Regions from separate parts of the Homo sapiens genome. Here regions 1 and 2 are each linked to region 3. Evidence: chromatin loops called from intact Hi-C (ENCODE). Cell type or tissue: PC-3. All regions are shown on one strand.

Evidence for each region. Hi-C counts contacts between places; a loop is a spot of excess contacts. Peaks named below come from ENCODE experiments on the same cell type or tissue, not always from the same donor. Only the 100,000 strongest peaks of a DNase experiment are listed, where the experiment ranks them.
Region 1: a loop joins it to region 3, with 6 times the contacts of the local background. A loop is called at or near these places in 4 of 110 quality-filtered maps.
Region 2: it touches region 3 in a loop (7-fold over the local background); 4 of 110 quality-filtered maps call a loop at or near these places.

Annotation. Positions count from the first base shown.
Region 1 is chr7:40,326,551-40,334,550 of GRCh38, forward strand. All of the region lies in intron 9 of SUGCT (succinyl-CoA:glutarate-CoA transferase), which reads left to right. Among named protein-coding and RNA genes, the nearest start is that of SUGCT, 200 kb to the left of the region's middle. In PC-3, a CTCF peak has its summit at 3,211 (motif pointing right); a DNase peak (open chromatin) is centred at 3,201.
Region 2 is chr7:41,183,604-41,191,603 of GRCh38, forward strand. No RefSeq gene overlaps it. Among named protein-coding and RNA genes, the nearest start is that of LINC01449, 86 kb to the left of the region's middle. In PC-3, a CTCF peak has its summit at 327 (motif pointing left); DNase peaks (open chromatin) are centred at 388, 3,958, 5,388, 6,438 and 2 weaker places; H3K27ac peaks cover 8,000 bases.
Region 3 is chr7:41,041,212-41,049,211 of GRCh38, forward strand. No RefSeq gene overlaps it. Among named protein-coding and RNA genes, the nearest start is that of LINC01449, 56 kb to the right of the region's middle. In PC-3, a CTCF peak has its summit at 4,494 (motif pointing right); DNase peaks (open chromatin) are centred at 4,540, 5,080 and 6,770; H3K27ac peaks cover 4,180 bases.

The DNA of each region.
Region 1 (8,000 bases), 710 kb before region 3:
GCAACACGCTGTGGTAATTTTGTTTTAAAAAAACTCTTTGTAGAACTTTTTCGGAAATTGTAGCCTTCAGCTCATTGTCCAAATATAGCATTATTAAAATTAATAGAGTTTGAGGAGAATCATGTATGGCAGCATCACTCAGTTGTTACAGGGAGTAAGGCTTCTAGTTTATTGAATGGTTTAATTAATTGAGATTGGGTATAGATTCATACTTAACAAAAGGAACCATGACAAAAATGATTTTCAGGAGTAATCTCTGAGAAGCCCACAAGATGGGAACCTACCTTTATAAAAAATATATACTCACCTTTGTAAGAGCAAAAAATTGTGGAGATTTCTCTTTTGGTTTTAAAAAGTGAAGGAAATAGAATATTTTAAACACTTGTTTTTATACCCTTAAAATTGCAAAGAATGTCGATAATGCTTACCCATTAAAAAATATTTGGAGATTTATTGGGAACGAAAGAGTAGGTGATAGCAAAGACATTAGATTACATTTCAGAGGCTTCTACAAACTTTTGATTAATTAGCACTGATGAGTTAGAATATTCAAAAGTTGGTTTTCTGGTAAATTAAGGCATGGATTGTATGAACCCCCAGCCCCTTTAGTTCTAAAGTTTTTGGCCAGGTAGCTTTTGAATATTTGCCTTTGTGTATGCCTTGATCCTTACGGATTTGGGATTCTTGTTAAAGCAAGACAAAATCTTTTGTTTGAAGATCCTGGTTAAATTTGGAACCAGTTGGCCAGGAGGTTGCCACAGTCTGAAGAATATAGGTCACTGGGCAGTCCAGGAGCAGGTAAAATTAAGGCAGATGTGCCAGCTGCGGCATAATAGCTGCCACCCTCTGGGCTACTTCTTAGGAAAGATTTGGCTGTCTTTGATTTAAAACAAAATTTCTGAAGTTAACATAAATAAGGTAACATGATGTCCAAGGGTAACTATTGCACAAAGAATAAATGCACTTACAACTGTTCAAAGACTATTATGATTTTTTAAACTCAGAATTCCCTCTGACATATAGTGTTTTAAATGTGTTTCGCTAAGAGGTAAAATAGAAGGTGGTGCAAGGAAAGTAAAAGTAGTAAATCCCTAGTTCCTTTAAGATTTTTTCGGCTTTTCTTGTATTCTTAATATATGTGCAGAACTAATGTGTTTTTATATTTTCTATGCCTAACATATTTGGCTAAAATTATCTAAAAGAATCAAAGGCCATTTTGAATATTCAGTCATTAGTTCTAGTAATATTATCTTAATCACTATAATAATTATCAGATGTAACATTTATCAATGATTACTGTGTTATTAAATATCTTACATATATTAAATCAATATTTACCACAGCCCTTAAAATAGTTATTGCTATTATCTCCACTTTCACATGTGGAAACTGAGGCATAGAGAGTTTAGATAACTTGTGCAGGGTCACAAGTCCATGGTATAACTGGGATTCTAACTGAGGCAGGGGGACTTGAGCTCATTGTACTGTATAGGCAGATGATACAATGCTGCATGTTTAGTTTCATTTTCTATCTTTATCCTACTTTTGAGAAATAATTATGTGACCTTTTCCTCTACATAATTTCCCCTTTAGGACTGCCAAGAGCAATTCAAGAGGTATAAACAATTCTGTTGTTTACTCATCACAGGGATCCTTAATTATGACTTAAAAGCAAATTTCCTTCAGAAATCAGGTTGTACATCTTTTGAATAAATCCTTTGGTCGCATATGCTAAAATGGTATTAGGTTCATAAGTAAGTGATGGTATAGTGAAGCAACTCTACCTATTAACAGTTCCATCTATTTAATGAGAACAGTCCTTGAGCAATATAGGAGTTGGGGATGGTTTTAGCTGTTGTGAGACTCATCGTTTCTAGTTTTCAACCTGTATTTCTGGAGTTTGGTAGTGTGGGGACAGAGCTGGGATGGGAAGGAATATTTGGGACATGAGGAGGAGTATTCCAGGGCCTAAGGAGGGGGATAGCCTGGGTAGAAACCAAGTAGACAGTTTTCTAAGTATTCACACCCCATTTCAACCAGAACAATTCCACCTTCTGGTAGTTTTTTGAAACAGGGATTCCACTGCTTAAAACTCATTACTTGTCCTAGATCGATCATCTTGTACTGAAGGACTTTATTGAACAAGAAAGTGGGTTTTGTACATGTGTATGTGTGTGTGTATGTGTGTGTATGTGTGTGCATGTGTGTGTATGTGTGTGTATGTGTATGTGTTTTGGAGAAAAGAGACTGATTTCCTTCAGTGCTGGAAATCATTGTTGTCGTTCCTAGAACTGTGGACCTAAAACCAAAGAATGGGTTCAAATCTACCCAAGGTGGAGGCCTAGGTGGGAAGAGTTTGGGTGAGGCCTGGCATAGCTCCTCTTTGAAGGGACACGCACATTACCTCGCAGCTAAGAGTCTAGCCTGGTGGCTCTGTGTGGAGGTCAGGGCTCTTTAGCTCAAATAAATCACACAGGACTAGTTTATGGAAACAGTTGGATTCGCATGTAGTTACATGTCCTGTTTTGTTCCTAGGGGTGTCCAGTGCAAATCTTGTTGAAATTCTGAGTAGCTGTGCTTAGCACCAACACAGTACCCTGATAGATCTCAGTTCAGGTGCAGGCTGCCTGGGGGGAAAATAACTGAGTTCTGATATGGTACCAATTACTATTATAGTTTAATATTAGGCAAATAATATAACAATGGTAGAAAGCCTGTAAGATGTTAAGTACTGAAGTGAATCTGTACTGGAGACTTGAACAAATCATGTTGATGTATAAGTATGGCTGTGAAATAGGCTGTTTCCTTCTTAAGTTTGCTTCTGGCATTTAGGAAAAGGAGTACTGCTTCAGGGACCCTGCCCAGACAGGAAATGGTACGTGTGCATGCTGAGTGGTGCTAGTGAAATAGGAACATTATACAGAATTATATTAATAATTCATTTGGCCTATTTTTCACCTGGAAAGTATTTACTCTCAAGTGCCCCCTCCTCCTTCTCGCCTGAGGGTGAAAGCAGGTGCGAAATGCTCTGGGTCCTAGTGACACTGAGTAGTCTATGGAGTGGCAGCATTGGCATCACCTGGAAGTTAGAAGTAATAGATTCATTCTAATGAACCAGAATCTGCATTTTAACAAGATGTGTGCACAGGTGATTTGTTTTCCTTAGACCCTTGTTGTCATTCTAATATGAGTCCACTAGATGTCACTCTTGTAACCTGGTAATGGGACAGGATTTTTCAATGGGGATTTGCAAGAATCCCTGAACATGATCATATTATTATTAGATGATTTCCTCCCCATCCTTACAGCTACTGATATACACATTGATTATTTAAGGTAAAACTATCATTCTCTATGGTTCAAAGTCCTGGAGAGAGATTCCTGGGAATGATTTCCATTTTTTTGGATTGGCACTCCTGCCTACTGTCTTCCCTGTTGCATGGGTTAGTCTGTCATTATATAACCTCAGCAGAGAATACACTGCAGATGCTGTGACAGGCTCACTGAGAGAACAGCATCCTGGGCTTCTGAGCACAGCAACACAGAATAAACATACAGATTTGATCTCCGTAGACATTATTGAGAACAGAAAGGAAGCAAGGCTGTATCCTGAAATTAGCATCAGCCTCTAAGATGTGATTGTTGGAGGAAGTGCTGACCTTTCTGAGTGTGTGAGGTGTCTCAAGGGAAGTTTTATAAAGAAGATTGAGTCTGCTTAGGAAATAATGTCCCAAATGTAATCTTGTAGGGAGTTAGTTTCAGCCATGAAGGTGAATATAGGGACATTTACAGGTAAAGTAATATCCTGAGGGAGAAGATATACATTTAGAGATGTATGAGGTTCCTAGGAAAGGTCCTGTTAACAACTGGTTAGGTCTGCATATTAGGAAAGAAGGGTGAAGAGGGTAAGGACTATGCTTTAGAAGATCCGATTTTTTTTTTTGCCGGATGCCTAGCTTGAGAAAAGTTAGTTCTTGAAAGAAATTACCTGCTGGCAAACGCTCCTACCTCTAAGTCCGGCATGGTTTTTCCTCTGTTTCAGTTAACAAGGTTAGCAAACAAGTCATAAAGTAGCAAGTGTTTGTGTGTGCTTGAGTGTGTTTTGTGAGTGTGTGTATTTCCTCTTCTGGATGGGGGGGCATTTATTTACTTTATATCACTAAATGCGTGGCAAATACTTGGTTTGGGTAATTTCAGCCAAGAAAATGGTTTTATTGATGTAAAAACAATACAGTTTTAGCTTACATATAATTTTCTTTTGTTCAAATAATTAAGGTCACCATAGTAATTACTTCTAAGCTTTAGGGTCTTTTCTAACATCATTTATTCTGATGTGATTCCTTATGACCAGAAACAGAATTAATTTTGAAGCATTTTAGTGAAAATGAATTTTATTTTTCTAAAACATTATCTAAAATTTAGATAATTTTTTGACTTCCCTGCGCCACATTGAAAGAAGAAGAATTGTCTTGGGCCACACATAAAATACAGCAACACCAAAGATAGCTGATGAGCTAAACAAGAAAATCACAAAAAAAATCTCGTAATATTGTAAGAAAATTCATGAATTTATATTGGGCATTCAAAGCGTCCTGGGCCACATGCGGCTTGGGGGCTGCGGGTTGGACAAGCTTGATTTAAATCATGGAAAACAAGCCTAAAATGCCCATTCCTATTCTTAGGCACAGTCTAAACATCTACTTCTTCAGTGATAGTATTTTACACACCCATCCTCTTTACTGCTGAATTTTTTTTTCCTTTTTCTTTTCACTTGTTGCTGCTGAGACTCAACTTGCTAGAGATAGCAGCACATTTAGGTGTAGTGTTTAAAAGCATGCATGAGCTTTGGAGTCAGACAGACCTTGGCACATTGCTTCATCTCACTGATCCTTAATTTCTTCATGTATAAAATAGGTATATTACTACCTGGTGACAAGTCACAGGACAGTGCATTTAAAATATGTGGCATAGGGTCTGGCACATAGCATATGTTCAGTAGCCGGTAGCTGTGACTGCCAGTACTACACGAGCTCAGAGACCGCAGGCCTGCTGCTATCTTTATCTCCCAGCTGATAACCCAGTTCATCAACTGCCAGGAGTCCTTGTTCCTATAGGTTTTGTCCACCAGAGTGGAGCTCTGGGTCATGGAGAAGTCTTCCTTTTCCTCTGCCTGGCCAATGTGTTCATGACAATGGTGTGGGTCAGTGGGGAGCAGATTGGTAGTCTGGTAGAGGGGCAGGGAAACATGTGAATCCTAGAACAGTAACTGGGAGAGAAGTTCCACACTGAGATTCTCAATGAAAATTTCCCTCATGGTGATCAAGCTCAGTAGAATTGTTAGCACCGTTAGTGTTGTTAGTATAGCCATCTTACAGGCTGGGCCATTTAAACTGCAAATGGCATAGTCACTGATTTAAGCTTTATTTCTAAAGAGAAACAAACTCTTAGAAGCAAACTGCCAAATTCTTATTGAATGTTTGCCACATAAATTCCAGATTGTCTGTTCTTTATTATCTTTATTGGTTTGGAATGACCATTTTTGGTTCAGGGAGGACCTCTAGACTTTGAATAGCTATGACTGACACCTTGGGGTCACCAGAACATTACTTGGTTAGCAGCAGTCTTGGAAAACAACTTCAAGGAAGTCTGAAGAGATCTCTCATCCTGAAAACATCCTAGTAAGAATCTTTGCACTTCCATCATAAACAGCCCCATGGTTTCGCTTGATAATATGCCACTGATGAAGAATGATGGAGATTCTGATGTGACATCACCTGTATTAGTAGTGTGCTGTCTCAAATAGAAGAAGAATACAATATTAAAGAATTAAGAGCATTATGTATCTTAAAAATAAACTCATCTTTCTTGTTAGACTTTTGGAATCTGCATTGGATTTTTTTTTTTGTTTTTTTTTTTTTACATAGTTAAATTTAAGATATATTTCTAGTCATTGTTTAAAATGCATCTCAAGAAACTTTAGAAGGGGTGTGGATTGTTCTTTTTTGCCTACCATGTCATTCCTGTTTCCATTGTAGGAATCAAATCAGTAAGTTCAGTCCTAGTTCAAAGAAGCTGGGAGGCAGGGAACAAAACTTATAATAGTGTTACTGTGTAGACTGCAAAAGAATCTGAGGTTTGTTCAGCAAACATAATGGTGCATTGAGGTGTTGCATTAATGTGGGGGGCCAGAAAATGAGCTCTGTGTGTAGTGAATCTGTTAAGTGGCAGTTTAGGGTTTAACCTAAAAACTGGGAGAAAGTTGATAAGTGCAGAGGAAGCATGAGACCCAATTTGACACAGACCTTGCTAGGGTTATGGTGTCAGGCAGTGGAGGGAGTAGTGACAGGAGAAGAGGATTTAGTGGTGTATTGGATGAAGGTGGTGTGTTGGGCATGGCAAAATCATCCATCCATCTAGACAGCAAATTAACAGTTTTGTAGAAACGTATAGTCCCCAAGTATTTATATGCATATTAGATACGTAAATGCTAAAAGCATAAAAAAAGAATGGATAGAATGATTGGTGGCAAGTAAGTATCCTGATTCCATTTTCCTTTCATAATCTTGGTAGAAGGAGTAAATTAGTAGAAACTAATGGAAACTACTACTGCTGGGTTAGGAAATCTTTAGGAGCATCAGGGTTGGATGAAATAGTGGAATTATAACATTTTATGTACAGAATGATGAAAACAGATTGAATATAATGAAAACAGTAAAGAAAATGTATAAAATAATGCTGGACAAATATATTCTCTGTGAATGAGGAAACACATGGTCAGTATGTAATAATAATAGTATATTTAGTGGCCGGGCGTGGTGGCTCACACCTATAATCCCAGCACTTTGGGAGGCTGAGGCAGGTGGATCACTTGAGGTCAGGAGTTTGAGACCAGCCTGGCCAACATGGCGAAACCACATCTCTACTAAAAATATGAAAATTAGCCCAGTGTGGGGGCATGGACCTGTAACCCCAGTTACTTGGGAGGGTGAGGCAGGAGAATTGCTTGATCCCGGGAGGTGGAGGTTGTAGTGAGCCAAGATCACACCACTGCACTCCAGCCTGGGTGACAGGGCGAGACTCTGTCTCAAAAAAAAAAAAAAAAAAAAAAAAAAAAAAAAATATATATATATATATATATATATATATATATATAAATATTTATAAAATACACACATATATATAATTTAGTGACAGCATCGACCAGTGGCTCTTTTTTTTTAAATTTAAGTTCTAGGGTACATGTGCACAATGTGCAGGTTTGTTACATATGTATACATGTGCCATGGTGGTGTGCTGCACCCATTAACTCGTCATTTACATTAGGCATATCTCCTAGTGCTATCCCTCCCCACTCCCCGCACCCCACGACAGGCCTCAGTGGGTGATAGTCCCCTTCCTGTGTCCAAGTGTTCTCATTGTTCAATTCCCACCTATGAGTGAGAACATGCAGTGTCTGGTTTTTTGTCCTTGCGATAGTTTGCTGAGAATGATGGTTTCCAGCTTCATCCATGTCCCTACAAAGGACATGAACTCATCCTTTTTTATGGATGCATAGTATTCATGGTGTATATGTGCCACATTTTCTTAATCCAGTCTATCATTGATGGACCTTTGGGTTGGTTCCAAGTCTTTGCTATTGTGAATAGTGCCGCCATGAACATCGTGTGCATGTGTCTTTATAGCAGCATGATTTATATTCCTTTGGGTATATACCCAGTAATGGGATGGCTGGGTCAAATGGTATTTCTAGTTCTAGATCCTTGAGGAATTGCCACACTGTCTTCCACAATGGTTGAACTAGTTTACAATCCCACCAACAGTGTAAAAGTGTTCCTATTTCTCCACATCCTCTCCCAGCACCTGTTGTTTCCTGACATTTTAATGATCATCATTCTAACTGGTGGGAGATGGTATCTCATTGTGGTTTTGATTTGCATTTCTCTGATGGCCAGTGATGCTGAGCATTTTTTCATGTGTCTATTGGCTGCATAAATGTCTTC
Region 2 (8,000 bases), 140 kb after region 3:
ACACCCAGCTATTCATTTTGTGTTTTCAGACAGAGTCTTACTATGTTGCCCAGGCTGCTCTTAAACTCCTGACTTTGAGTGATCCTCCCACCTTAGTCTCTCAAAGTGCTGGGATTACAGGTGTGAGTCCCCACACCTGGCCAGCTCTGCTTTTCATTTGATGAGGAAGGTCCGTTGAGTGAAGTAGGAACTTGCTACATGAACTGTTCATTGAGGCCGTCACACTGATTAGCAAGGTGGGTGGTGCCCACTTACTTCCGGGCTCCTAGCGTAACAGTGGCAGTGGCCCCTTCTGGTTATGGTTCTCTCAATACTAACCACAAATGGAAAATGAATTGAGAATAAACTAGAACTATTAAAAGTAACCCCCCTCTGCTTTTATTTGGGACTACACAGAGCCAGTTTCTAGTACAACTTATTTTAACTGACAGAACTACGCAAGCATTGGCCTGTTAAGGATGAGTAAACTTCAAGGACAAAAACATCATTGTTATGAAAACATTTATTAGTTCCGCTCACAGGCACCAATCTAAGGAATTTAGAGTAAATAACCTCTCAGCAAATAAACTTACTGAAATAGTAACAGGAAAATGGTTCTAAAATATATACCAAATCATTTTCTTAATTGATGGCTAACTATATCAATTAAATAAAATAAAACTTGCTTTTAGATTTTTTAATTCCCCAAATTAAAATGCCATGAGGCAGTGAAGAGTAGAATTGATACTTCAGGAAAATAAATTAATTAAATGCAAGTCCAGCCATCAAAAATTTTCTGTAACTTAGAGGAAAAGTATAAGTATGGCCTAGAAAATATAAGAGACAGGAGAAAATACCCGGGAGAAAAACATATTTGTAATAGAAATTCATATTATTCACAGGGCACTTGAAAAAGAAGCAAAAATTATTAAATCATTGATACAAATTTTCTTAGTTGAAAACTTGATTTTGGGGATATACCAGAAGAAAAACAATGAAGGGGATTGGACATAAACACATTTGGGTGAAGCATTTTAATTTATGATAGTGTAAAAAAGTCTGTAAGTATACAACAAGGAAAAAAGCTACTCAACAAAAGGAGGAAAATGTGAGGTTAGAATTAGACATCTCAGCTACAATAAATGCCCTTAGATAGTAGGAGTCATGCTTGCAGTTTTCTGTGAAAAGAAATATTCTGAACCTAGAATTCGGCACCTGAAACTCTCATGCACGCATGAAAGTAACAGAAACGCAGCCTCAGTCATGACTTTACAAAGTAATGCATTTCTGCTAAGTGATTACAAGCCAAATGCTCCAAAATTAGTAATTAGCTTTCTTATACACCAGGAATAGCCAGTTGAAAACTGTAATACAAAAAAAAGATATTTTTATTAGGCAATCAAAGTATAAAACAAAATATCTAGGAATATAATGAGAAGTATACACAATATGGTAATGTCCTCTTTTCAGTAAATACTTAATGTTCACCAAGTTCCCAACATTGGGAACATAAAACTGAGTGACACAAAAGAAAATCTGAGTAAACGAACACAGTGCTCCTAAATGGGAAAATTAACAGTGAAAAATATCAGTTCTCCCTCAAATCTATCAGCCTGTTTATCTATCTGTCCCTATGTATGTATGTATGTATGTATGTATGTATGTATGTATGCATGTATCTATCTATCTATCTATCTATCTATCTATCTATCTATCTATCTACCTCTATCCATCTATCTATCTATCTATATTAGCTAAACTCAAACATTGATTATTTTAGAGTTGAGGAAGAGATTTAGAGAGATATTTATGTATAAGAATAAGTGAGACTGTAGCCGGGAAATATTTCGAAAAAAATTAAGACTGATTTTGGAGGGAGAGCACAGAATAATTTTTTTAAATGGCAGAACGTTTATAATTAAAATATTCTAGTGTTGATATGGGCCCAGTACAAAAGAATCATAGTATACAATAAAGTTCAGAAAAAGTATGTGTGTGTGTGTGTGTGTGTGTGTGTGTGTGTGTCGGTATTATTTCAGTATTTGATTCGAGTGTCCTTTCAAATTACTTCGGACAAATATATTATTTATGTTAATGATGTTAAAGTTTGACTACCTGGTTTAGAAAAATAATATCAAAATGGCCAAAAAATATTGGTGAATGTTTCTTTAATCCCTGAGGAGAGAATTCTTTAACAAAACCGTAAAGTTGAAAACCATAAAGGAAAAGACTGATGGATTAAACATCCACGATGGTGACATCTAAGTGTCCAACTACTGCCAACCTCCTCTTTCCATAGGATAGAGTTATTACTGGGAAACAGCTGTCCAACCAGCTACCTTTTAAAAATCTTGCATCTACATGAGGCCACATGAGTATTGCCAGGGCCATGGTGATTATGAAGTGTTTGCCGACCGGATGATAGATATCAGGCCCTGGTGATGTTACAACATGAAAAGACCTAGGTTATAAATCACAGCATGCAAGAAAGCTGCCCACTGACCAGGAAATTGTGACATAGCCACACAATGGAATCCAATTCATCAACAGAATAGCATGAATATTTACCGTGTGGTTATTTGTATTGCTAGGTCATTATACATATGCATCAGTGCAAAAAACAAATTGATATATATCTATAGCCAAACAATAATGAGCCTTTTATATAGAAACTCCTAGGCTAGAAGGAAAGATTAAGACAGAACCCAAAGTACTGCCCACATCTATTTACTGCAAATGATTTTATTCCAAAACACACTCTTACTGTCGTATAAGCAAAGGCCAATTGGTTAGACCCTGATAAGGGGACCAAAGTGAAGGTCTGTGTTCCCTTTGTGACCCAGTTAGCTTTGATCTCATTCACACATCTGGCAAATGGAGATGCTAAACCTGTAGGGTTTATGTGAGGACCAGAAATAACGTTTATGAAATAACTGACACATAATAGACAGTATATAAAGACAGATAAAATTATTGTCATTATTATTAGCAGTGGTGTTATGACAACACTTTCTTGCTAGTGGCTTTAAAAATACTTTTTGATAGAGAGGGTGTATGCACAAGTCATCCTTTCTCAGGACATGAGGCTTAAGTTGGGTATGGAAAAAGAAAGAATACTAATAAAATGGGTTACAGTGACTTTTGGTTGAGCCTTATTTATTTTCTTAGATCTGTTTGAACAGACAGTTGTCATGTGGTTCACTCTGCTTTATGACGGAGGAAGAAGCAGCCATCTTCTTTCAAAGGTGCTGCTATGTTTCAGAGTGGTTTGACTCACACCTATAGCTCAGAAAAGAAGGAAATGATTGTAGTGAGAGGGATTGGAAATGGATGCTAACAAGCAAAGGACTAAAGTCAGGGTCAAAGTCACTTCTTGCTATAAAATTATCTCAGTGTTATTCTCTTTAACAAATGGTTTTATTTTCACTCCCCTCAAACAGCTATGATCATTATTCTGGCAACACTCGGTTCCATTTCAACATTAGTGGACATACCAGGTTGTGGCCATCTTTGGAATAACCCTGCACGCATGAACTCCTCTTTTGTTATTCCTTGTCTTTGTGACTATGCTAGCCATTCACCTACTCCTCACAACAGAAAATATGGGAGTCAACCTTGCTTCGTTTTATTTCAACACACACACACATACACACACACACACACACACGCAGTAAATCACCTAAGTTCATCATCCCACAGTCTCCCCATGCCTACTGCCAGTCTCCAACTCTAGGCCACTCTCATCTCTGTCCTTGATAACTCTTCTTCCTCCCAGGCTGTCCTCACTCAAGTCCATCCTCCATAATGCAGCCAAAGTATTCTTTTGAAAATGCAACTCTGATCAAGTCATTTCCCTGTCTAAACTATGAACTGGTTTTCCGTGTCCGGCGTTGAAAAATCTCACCATACTCAAAATCTTGCTGGCTTTCCTCTCTGACTCACCCTTCACCTTCCTCCCTTACACTGGGCCCCACCCTTATTTAAGTATTTCCTGTCACTTGAAGATGTTGGCTCCCCTTCGCCTCTGGGCCTTTCCACATGCTATTACCCCTACCTGGAACACACTATTGTGACAGCTACAGATTGGCACTTGGGTCACAGACCTCAATACAGATGTGTTTTAGGTTATTTTAGCTGTAACGCCAAGAAATACCAAGAAACACACGTTTAGGCTTAACCCAAATAAATATGAATACTTTCTTTTTCTTTCTTTCTTTTTTTTTTTTTAATGAGACAGAGTCTCGCTCTGTCGCCCAGGCTGGAGTGCAGTGGTCTGATCTCAGTTCACTGCAAGCTCCGCCTCCCGGGTTGACGCCATTCTCCTGCCTCAGCCTCCTGAGTAGCTGGGACTACAGGCGCCCGCCACCACGCCCGGCTATTTTTTTGTATTTTTAGTAGAGACGGGGTTTCGCTGTGTTAGCCAGGGTGGTCTCGATCTCCTGACCTCGTGATCCGCCCACCTCGGCCTCCCAAAGTGCTGGGATTACAGGCTTGAGCCACCGAGCCAGCCAATATGCTTATTTTCTTGACAGCTTCCTCACCCCTTAAGGAGGCATTCACTGGAGTCAGAAGGCGTGGCCGAAAGAAGAAACTCTGCGCTTCCCTTCCTGCCCCCATCAGGCGTAGCTGTCATTCCTATTGGTCCCCACCAAGGTGTGCCCAGCTGGCTTACATGTCTCATTCAGCCTCATTCATTAATCATACGCATCCAAAATTCAAACCAACACTTACAGTATTACACCAAACACTTGTTTTTTTAGTTCCATAAATTTGTGCTATTGCAGCCAATCATCCCACAACCATATAAAAGGAGTCTTAGCACGTGGTTAATAAGAGTTAAGGAAGCCAGGTTCCAGAAGGAATTTCTCAGGATTCCCTCTGATTCAGCATTCTTCATTCCTCCATTCTTGACCTGGCTATGCCTTACACACCCCTGGGCTCTTAGTTTTAAAGCTCTTTTCTGCTCCCCACTGTGGTCGTGTTAGGTTCCCCTACCAAGAGTTGCAAAATCCCTTGTTTCCCAGTAATGTTCTCTGCTAATACTCTGTTTCTTGACTGTGCTCTGAGCTTCCGAAAGGCAAAGAGTGTATTTGTCAAGGTCCCCATTGTATCTACAGAGCCTGGCATGTGGTGACTGCACAATAAATATTGCTGAACAAATAAATAAAATAAATCGTGGCAAGAATAGAGATTGCATTAAAAGTTTATCTCCCCTTTTCCCCTTTATCCCCAGGAGACCCCATCCTCCAGAATTCAAAGAAGAAAGTTGAACCCTTCTCACATTAAGCCTATCTGAAAAGCTGCTTTTAGAAACTCCAGTGCACACTCACACACCATTATATGTTATTTCAGGCTGGTGTAATAATAAAACTGTCAATCCTATGAATAAGAACTGTTTCTTTACTTGGATTCTTGCTCATGTTCGTGTATATTTATGTATTACTAGAAAAGCAGCATTCTTAAGATTCTTAGATTGTTTTGATAAGATATGACTCTACTTTTCCCAGCCTTTCTTATTATAAGAATCTTTAACAAGCTCTTTAAACAGTTCACACATGCTACCTTACATTTTTATGTGATGTAACGTATAGTGAAAATTTTTTAAAAAGATTTTCTTAATATAATGTTTAAATAATAAAATTATTTCTTGTCTAATGATATTTGTGCAAGTAGACTAGTTTTTTTATGCATAGAAGACACACCATTTCTTTAGTTTCGTTGAGGAATAATTATCAATCATTATTATTTATAAGACAAGGCTGTTCTTTTTTAAAAAAAATCTTTAATTTAAAATACCTCTGTATTTAAGAGTGTTAACTACAAGAGCCTTTTCTATTGTCGTTCTTAGAAAAAAAAAGGTTCTGATGTTTGCTAGTCTAATAATTTATTTAATGCCTAAATTCATGTGACCTGAAAAAAAAAGTTTAAAACATTAAGTGAAGATGTGTGGTTCTATGGAGGGCAAAAGTCTTGTGTATAAGACCACAGGTAGCAGCCAGCTCCCTCAGTGGCCATCTCTATCAGCCTTGAGACCACCTCTCCTTACTGATCTTAGCTAGAAAACAGGCAAAAGGTAGCAGCTTCTAGTGACCATTCCAGGCTGCTTACAAACAGGGTGATTCTGGGGGAAAGCAGAACTGGGTGCTTTCCATCTCCATTGAAAAATGAAAAAAACAGAAAAAAATGGACAAAATGAAGAAAGAATATAGAGAATTTCAAACAACTGGCTTAGTCTTGGGCCTTCTTTCCCTGCCCACCCCACACCACCATCTTTTGCATGCCCTTCTCACCCTGCCCTGTTGTCAACCTTGAGCTGTCTTGGAAGCAAAGTCCAAGGGGACAATGGAGCATGCAGGCAAGTTCCATATCACCCCATTTGCCTAGAGCATTTGGTTGCCCCATGAACACAGAATTCCAGTGGACCCACAATGTGTGGGAGTTCAGTGAGGCTCATGGCGAGTACAAGGGAAATGTGTCATGTTTATGACTAAGTGGTCATGCTTCCTGTTCAAACAAGAAAGAAGGCAACAGCATTCTAAGAAACACAAACAACCAAGGGATCTTAAAGTATCCTTTCTCACTCCTGTCACTTCCTTGTAATAACCAACCAATTACATGGAAAACGATGACATTGAAGGAAAGGGAAAAATAGGGAAACCTACAGATCTTTTTTCTTTCTGTTTTTAGAAAGCACATCAACAAGCCAAATGTAGAAAGCATCGGTAAAATGTGCAAATATAAAGAAATAAAAAAGAGTTGAGTTAGTGTTGTGTGGCGTTCACACTGTTCTGGTGAGAATGAAATACATATGCGCATACAAGGTACAGAACGTGAATTTATGAATTGTGTAATTTTGGTGATTCGGCAGAAGAGTTACATGTTCTTATATTTGCCTCTAAAACTTGCACTGAACAATGGTACAATTCATGCTCATAATTAAAACTTTTAATTTTTCTTTACTTTAGAACTACATTAAATAGCAAATAAATAACAACATGGCAAGTCAAGAGAGATCATGGAAAAAAGGAAAAGGCTTCATATTTAGTATCTTTAATGGCATATTTTCTGTTTTTGTTTTTGTTTTTTCTTTTTTTGAGCAAGAGTCCTGCATTTTCATTTTGCCTTGAGTCCTGCAATCATGTAGCTGGCCCTGCTTCCAAGAAAAGAGGAAGGAAGAGCCAGTGCTTCACTATGGTAGGCCCTGAAGTGGGATCCAGCTCTCTGGCTTTGCTATGGCTTCAGCCTTCCTGATGTGACTTCCCTTTCCTGTCTCCTTCCCTTGTGACTGTGACTTCTCAGCAGCTCCTGAGCTCTCTGCCTCTTGGCTCGAAGGGACCATACTTACACTGATGCTAGAGCACACCCTTTATTCCTGGGTCCAGTTGTTGACGTAGCAACTTCAAATGGACACAGAGATCTCTGGACATTTTCTGTTTATGTATTTATTTATTCACTAAGCATATATTAAGAACTTGTAATATGCCTAGCACTGTCCTATGCCAACTGCTATGAATTGAATTATGTCCCTTCAAAACTCACATATTGAAGCCCTAACCCCAGGACAATGGTATTTGGAGATGGGGCCTTTGGTAAGTTATCAGGTTTAAGTGACATCATGAGGGCAGGGTCCTCGGTAAAATTAGTACTGTTGTAGGTACTGGGGGTAGAACACTACATTATCATTCCAAAAGAGGTCCCTACCTTCTGAAACTAGATTATCCAAATCTTGGGAACTATAATACAGATTTCCATGAAAAACAAGGATTATGTTTCCAGAGAGCTCTTGACAGCTGAGCCAAAAGGAAGAAAGCAGAGAGAACTGTGGGCAGTTCTCTTATAAGACAGGGCTGTTCTGAAATAATTTCTGATTTCATTTTTTAAAAATGCTTAAAAGTACATACTAATTTGTGTAGTGGAAGGTTTATTATTCCCATGGCAGTGAAGATCAAGAGCTACCTCTGTGTTATAATTTAAAATATATTGCTTTGGAGTGTTTTCTGTAGATGCCTGGAATATTTTTA
Region 3 (8,000 bases):
AGTGCTGGGACTACAGGTGTGAGCCACCACACTCGGCCTGCTAATTTTTAATTTTTTGTGAAGACAGGGTCTTGCTACGTTGCCTAGGCTGGTCTCAAACTCCTGGGCTAAAATAATCCTCCTGACTTGGCTTCCCAAAATGCTGAGATTACAGGCGCGAGCCACCATGCCCAGCCAGGTCAGTCTTTTCAACAAGTGGTATTCAAAAAACTGGTTACCCATATGGAAAAGAGTAAAGTTGAAACCTTACCTTACAGAATATACAAAAGTAACTCAAAATAGATCAAAGACCTAAACATAAGAGCTAAAACTACAAAACTCTTACCAAAAAAAAAAAAAATAGAGAAAAAGCTTCATGAGATTGAATATGGCGATTTTTTGACATGCATCAAAAGCCCAGAAAACAAAAGAAAAAATAAATTGGACCACATCAAAATTTTTAAAATTTCTATGCATCAAAGGACACAATCAACAAAGTGAAAAGACAACCTATGGAATGGGAGAAAATATTTGCAAGTTATGTATCTGATAAAGATTAATATTCAAAATGTTCAAAGAACTACAACTAAACAATAAGAAAACAAATAACCTGATTTTAAAATGGGCAAATGACTTGAATAGATGTTTCCTTAAAGAAGATATACAAATGGCTAATAAGCATGTGGAAAGATGCCCAACATCACTAATCCTAAGGGAAATGCAAATCAAAACCACACTCCTCACATCCACTAAGGTGGTTACTTTAAAAAACAAAACAAAACAAAACAAAAAAAAACAGAAAATAAATGTCGGTAAGGATGTAGAGAAATTGGAATTTTTTGCAGGCACTGTTGGTGAGAATGTAAAATGGTGAGAATGTAAAATGAGACACTATGATAGTTCCTCAAAAAATTAAAAATAAAATGTTCATGTGATCCAGAAATTCCGCTTCTGGGTATATATCCAGAAGAATTGAGAGTAGAGTCTCAGAGAGATATTTACACACTCATGTTCATTGCAGCATTGTTCATGATACTTATAATGCGGGAACAACTCTAGTGTAGGTCCAATAGGTGAACAGATAAAAAAAATGTGCCGTATACTTACAATTTAAATATTATTCAGCCTTAAAAAGGAGGGAAATTCTGACATTTGCTACAATATGCATCAACCTTAAGGACATTATGCTAAGTGAAATCAACCAGTCAGAAAAAGACAAATTTTCTGTAATTCCACCTACATGAGGTATCTAGAGTAGTCAAATTCACAGAGACAGAAAGTAAGATGATGATTGCCAGGAGCAGAGGGGAAGGGAAAATGGAGAGTTATTGTTCAATAGGTATAGAGTTTCAGTTTTTTAAGATGAAAAGTCTCTGGAGATTGGTTGCTCAACAATGTGAATATACGTAACTACTGAACTATATACTTAAAAATGATTATGATGGTAAATTTTGTTATGTGTAGTTTACTGTAATTTTAAAATTAGAAAAAGCCAGACAGATCTTTTGGTGACAGCAATGGTTGGATGTTGCTTCAAATAGGCCCAGGTTGTAATCCTGGTCATATCACTAACATTAAGCAAGTGGCTGCACCTTGGTTAAGCCCACATCTCCTCATCTGTTAATGCAACATGTGCATTTCCTCACAGGGTTGCTGTGAAGATTAAATGAGATATTATTTGTAAAGTACCTAGCACAAGATCTAGTACATAGGAAGGCACTCAATAAATGTTGTTTCCTTTGCTTACACGTTCATGAGCACACATTGGTGGGAGCCAGTTGGATAGCAAAGGCAATGAGGTTTATGGGGAAAATCTCTTGTAAAGAAGCAGCCACGTGCGTTATGGTCTCTCCCTCTTTGTTTAAGGTGACGGTATGAAGTTCACCTCAGATTCCACTGGTCAGCAATGTTTTGAAGCTGTTCCTGGTTGCTTGCGTGGGACCCTCCTAACTGATGCGGCTGCTAACCTGTACTGAGAGGGAGGCATCTATTCTTCCACATAGAGTTTTCTCAGAAAGTAGTTTTATGCTGATTTTCCACTAGAGATGGGGACTAAGGGAGGCAGGATTATTTACATGTATGGCCAGCATACTGCTGTTTCTTTCCACATCTGCTACTTTCCAATTAATCTCAGAAGTTTTCATTGTGCTGTGTCTTTTGTTGGAAAACTGGTGGTTTCCCAGAAGAGCTAAGTTTCTGTTCTAAAGCTCTACTCAGCAACCTCAGGATATTTGAGAGGGAGATGTGGGTTAGGGTTTTCTGTCTTTCAACCTTAACGTTAAGACATTTGAGAAGAAACCTTAAAGTTTAGAGAATGTGTCTGACCTATTCCCAGGGCTGCTTCATCTATGCTCAGTTGGGTGTCAAATTAAACAATGCTTTGTCTATTGTAGAAGTGTCAGCCAAAGCTGTCCTTGAGTGCCCAGTGTAGCCCTGTCCTGGATAATGGAGTTGGGAGGGTGGAAAAGAGAAGGGGAAGAATAGATAAAAAAAGCAACTTGAATTCTATAATATTCACGGGCCAAATGAAGTCAGTAGCCTTTTTGCTATGTAGAAAGATGACTACATTTTATTAGCCAGGAAATTCTCAAATTTCCAATATCACTGCACTAATAGGAAAGGTATGGTTTCAAAAGCATTCCTAACTCTTTCTTTCTCTATATATTTTTTTCACTTCAGGACCTAAAGTGCCTGAAATAAATTCTACCATTTTATTTTGTTCTCATTTATTTTAATTAATAGGTAGCAAATTGGGTTATCTAAAACATTTTCCTGGATGAGTTTATCAGCTCTATCTCTGAGTCCAGAGTTGTTTAGAGGCCCCTGAGTGGGTGTGTCAAGTGATGCAGCAGAGAAAAGCAGTATAGCCCAGTGCAGGGTCTCCACAGAGTGGCCCATGAACCAGCAGCATCACCTGTGGCTGCAATGTTCAGGTCCTCTCCACACCTACAGAATCAGAATCTCTGGAGGTGGACCCAGAAATCCGTGTTTTAAGAAGCCCTCTGAGTGATTCTGATGCACCACCAATATCAGAAACATGCTTTTACTATCCACAATCCATAATTCATGTATACTGAGCACTTACTCTCTATCTGGCTAGACTCATATATTTTGTCTACTAATTACAACAATCCTTTGAGGCTGATATTTCTCGACAATTTGCATCTGAGAAAAATGAAGATCAAAGCAATTAAATAATTTTTTTCCAACAGATCCATTATATTTTGTTTCTTGGGAACAAGAAGCCTGGCTGTATACGCTTCCTACCAAGAGGTGGAAGGACAGCCTGGCACTGAGCCAGTGGTTTGAGCTTTTCTCCCAGGACCAAATAGACACAATGAATGAGGTCCTATTAGCTATGACTCTCATGATCTCTGCTTCCTAAAAATGTCACTTATTTTTCTTAAGGTCTCAACATATAAGAATATGAGTACACTGTCTGCTGGACCCTTATACTGACTGACAGAACATGATTAAGAGAGGATTTAGTTAACTAATGCCCAGGCTGCACTCAGCATAGAGCATACATATTCTGGACACATTAAATTTTTCCCTGTAATTCCCTCTCCTCCTAATTTTTATTTTTCTGCGTTTTCAGGCTATTTTTTTCTTTCTAAAATGTCATACCAATTCCCACATGTATAAGTTACAACCCACTTTTTTTTCAAGTCCAGTTCTACGTCCTTTAGATCTTTCTTAAATGCTGACTTTGGAAAGTTCATCCTTCTCTCTGCAATACCCATGACCCTTTATCTTCACAATTCAATAACCCTCACAATACCCTCCGAGAGAGCACATTGCACATCACAGGTAATCCAAATTACTTGTTGAATGTAGGAACAAATACAACAGTGAAAAAAATTATACGCATTCTAGAAATATCCGTTTCTTTTAGTGCTGTTACCATATGCGATATGACTGCTATGTAGACATTCTATTTTATATTTTTTCCAGGTACATTCAAAGACTCTAATAGAGAAAATATTCTCCTCTCTAATATTTTATAGGATTTTATTTATTTTACTCTTCATGGTCAAGATCCTCATAAGAATAGTCTACAAATGCAAATGGCAAGTAGGTTCCGTTTTGTGTGCCAGTTTATACTCCAATAGGGTGGGCTGTGAGTCCTTTGCCATTTAACTCAACTGGAAAGCCTTCCGTGGTGCGCAGTGGTGTCTGCCATGGATGAGTGAGCCACAAGCAGCCATTCACAACCCTGTGTTCACCGATCCTCCCATGCAGTTGCCTTCACTTTTTAAAAAAATTATTGTATTTATCTTTCTTTTAACTACTCATCACTATTAATGTACTCATACCTCTCTCAGTGGGCTTTTGCTAGCTTTCTGCTGTGTGCCAGAGTTTCCTTCATGCTGGGTTAGGGAAATCAAGGAAGAAAAAGTCCCATGAGTAAGGGCAAGAGGTGAAATGGCTCAAAGATCTTTCATTGCCTGTTGTGACTTTGCCAGTTCCATGCCTGGAAATACCTGCTCCTCCAGCCTCAGAAGCCTTCCTGCTGCCTGCAGGTGGCACTGACCACCTGCCTGATGCCACTCACATGCTTTCCAAGCCTCAGATCTGGTGCCACAGGATTGCCTTTGTTTACTCCCTGGCCTTTCTCCAACCCCAGGCAGCCATCAGCTCTAGAATGGCATCTGTCTCCTGGTCTCGCTGTGCTGGAGACTGGGCACTTAGGCATTTTTGAATAGATGGATGGCCTGATGGATAAATGAGTGAGTACATAAATATTATAAATTTTGGCCCAATGAAGGACAATGCATCGTTATACAGTTCTAACTGTATCTACCAGTTCACTTGAAAATAATGGATCTGAAGAATGGTGAGGTAAGGGAAATGAGTGATTCCTATTTATTAGGGATTTATTAATCATCTCATTTCACCAACCGACATTCAGAGATCATCACAGGAAAGTGGGAAGCTGGGAAACCTGTTTCTGTCAACTTTTTATTCCATATAAGGATGGCCCATTACATACACATATCCACAGAACATGGGCTTCCTCTAAGAGGAGGAGGGCAATGGGTGCCTTTGGGGCAGGACTTGACTTCAAGTAGCAGCTGAACCTCAGTGATGGTCCCTGGACTTCTGCACGGGAGAAGGAGTTTTAACATATTACGAGAGAGCAATGGGCCCAGGGAGTGAGTCATTTCCTCCTTCTGGCTCTCTGTGGGGTTGGCCTGAGAGGCTCTGATTTGGAATGAATTTGGAGTGACCCCTGATGTGTTCTCGCCCCCCACCAAGTAGCCTTAAAAATATCTTTGTGCCTAACCGGATGTGAGTTAAACTAAAAAATGACTCTGCTAGCCAATAACGTAGGTCGTCAAACTCAGGGGCCGGTGTGCAGCTGGTGAATGATGTTTGTGTTGCCTCACTTACCAAAAGTGCCTCTTGGGGAGGGGAGAAATGTCAAGGAGGACATCTCAGGAAGAGGGACAAGTGTAGCCCTGGGCCAAAGTTTCTTAGAACAGCTACTGAATGAGGTTGCATCACTCCAATTACTGCAATAGTGGGTCCCATGGGAAATTGGAAACCTTACAGGGGAGCCAAACACACACACTCACATGCATGAACGCCCCACGATGGGTGCATTTTGTATTGGGATTCCTTCTGTGTCAGCACCTGACAAGTGCTGAACTTGAAGATTAGCAGGGTCACCATGGCTGCAAAGGTGTGTGTGTGTTTGCAAGTGAGGGTAGATGAAAAAACCACCTGCCCTCAAACACATTTCCATAGTGACAACAGGCTTCGGCGACAATGCACAGGCTTCATAATCAGCTGAGCATATCTCTGGGATAGGCACTGGGAGTATACTGGGGAGAAAAAGCCAGAAGAAGAGAGAGAGCCAGCTCCATTTTGCTAAAAGACAGATTAAATTTCAACCCCTGGAGGAAAAGAAAATGTGAAATTGAAAAATGAAAAAATGCTAAATACAGGGCTTATTTTCCATGCTTGTTGTTATTGTTTAAAATGTGTACCTGTCTTTTGAACAGTTGCAGAATGACAAATGCACATGCTTTGACCCCAGTCCTCCTGGATGCTGCCTGGCACAGCTGGGCATCTCTCTGACCTTTCTTTCTGGACAGCGTGGTGAAGGGGAGAGGGAAGCTTCACCCTCCACAATCTGTCTGATCCAGCACAGCTGCATTTTCTCATTCTTGAGAACTGGACAAGTTTCCTGAGCCCTGGGTTGATATACTGTACCATCTTTGGTGCAGCTGTAATTTTAACAAGGGGAACCGACTTGAACCTCTCTAATCCTTACTCCAGACACCTCGCACTCCTGAGACTAGTGTGTATGCGTGCATGTGTTTTTAAGGGTTTTTCAGCTGTGCTTCTGAGAAAGTGGCTCAGTCCAAAGTTTAAGAAAGAAAAGAAAGAAGTGGGGAGGGGTTTAGTGGCACGTCTGTCTTATTCTGACCACAAGATATTTCAGTAGCTTTTGTATTTACAATAGCAAAAATAATGTTATTATTCTGAGCTCACCTACTGAAGTCTTTCCATTTCTATTGTCTCTTCTGGGGTAAAATGATGGACACTATGTCTCCTTCTCTGCTTTGAGCCGTAGAAGAATAATCCAGAATTAAAAGTATGAGAGGCATTGCGGGAAAGGCTTGGAAATCAATTGCAACTAGTCTCAGAATTGCACAACCAACTTCAGATTTTTCTTTTTTCTCAAGACTTATATTTTGGGAGGGAGCTGTTTTATGAATGGATATAGGCCTGACACACGAAGCGCGTGGGATTTGTCTGAGGGCCTCATCTGGTTTCACTGTGACATCTGGCTCTGATGAATCTGGCATATTGTGACTCACAGATACACAAATAGTAATCCTTGATAGTGACCACTTGTGACTGCCGACAAACAATGTCAAATGTCAGTGAACTGCTGCGGCCGCTGGGCTGAGCTGCTCTGGCCCCTGCTGCCCTGATGTAGAAGGCTCTGAGCTGCCGTCAGGGAAGAGTCACGGAGCTCAGAACCTCCTCATCCCACTAGGACCCCAAGCAGCTTGGCCCTGAGGAATTTATAGTCATGGGTGCTCCCTGAGTGCTCCTCTTAGGAAAGCCCGGTTGAGAGCATATGGCTGCGATGGCTGATGGTCTGGGTTTGAACCCTGGCTCAGCCACACCCTCGGCTGAGAATGTGGCAAGTTGTTTAACTTCTCTGTTTCCTCATCGGCTAAAAAAAAAAAAGGTGAAACAGTAATTAAAATAGCTGGTGTTTATTGAAACTTCCTATGGGTCAGGCATTGTTCTAAGCAAGGTACTAGAATTATTTCAACTAAGATTTAAAAAATATGATGTGCTTGGTATTTTTGTTAATGAAGAAACTAACACATAGCCACACTGATAGTAGGTGTTGGAGCCAGAATTCCTTGAGCTTTTCTGAGACTCTAGGGCAATAGTTTCGAACCAGGGGCAGTTTTGCACTCCAGGGGACATTTGGTAATGTCTGGAGACGTTTTTAGTTACCACTACTAGGGGCAGGAGAAGAGTAATACTGGTATTTATGGGGCTGAGGGCAGGGATGTTGCTTAACACCCTACAGTGTACAGGACAGCCCCTACAGCCAATAATTATCCAGCCCCAAATGCCAACATAACAGGTGTTAACTCATTTAATTCTCAAAATAGCCAGAGAAGAGAAGTGCTATTTTTTTTCCTATTTTAGATATTGGGAAGCTGAGGCACAGAGATGCTAAGCAACTTGCTGCCAGCAGAAAGATAGTTGGTGGCATAGCTAGGAAGCAAACCCAGGCAGTGCAGTGCCAGAGGCCACACCCTCCACCACTGGGACGAGCTGCCTCTACCTAGAAGGGGCCGGAGGTCATTCAGGCAAGGTGGGCAAAGATTTCCAAGTGCAGCAAGTCAAGATCAAGAGACAGCATTATTAACAGAAACACACACTTAAGTCACCTATATTGTTTATAAGCTTTTTTATATTCCTCACTGAGGGCAGAAATTAATAAGTGAGTGGGCACACATAATCATGGATGAGGGAACTCT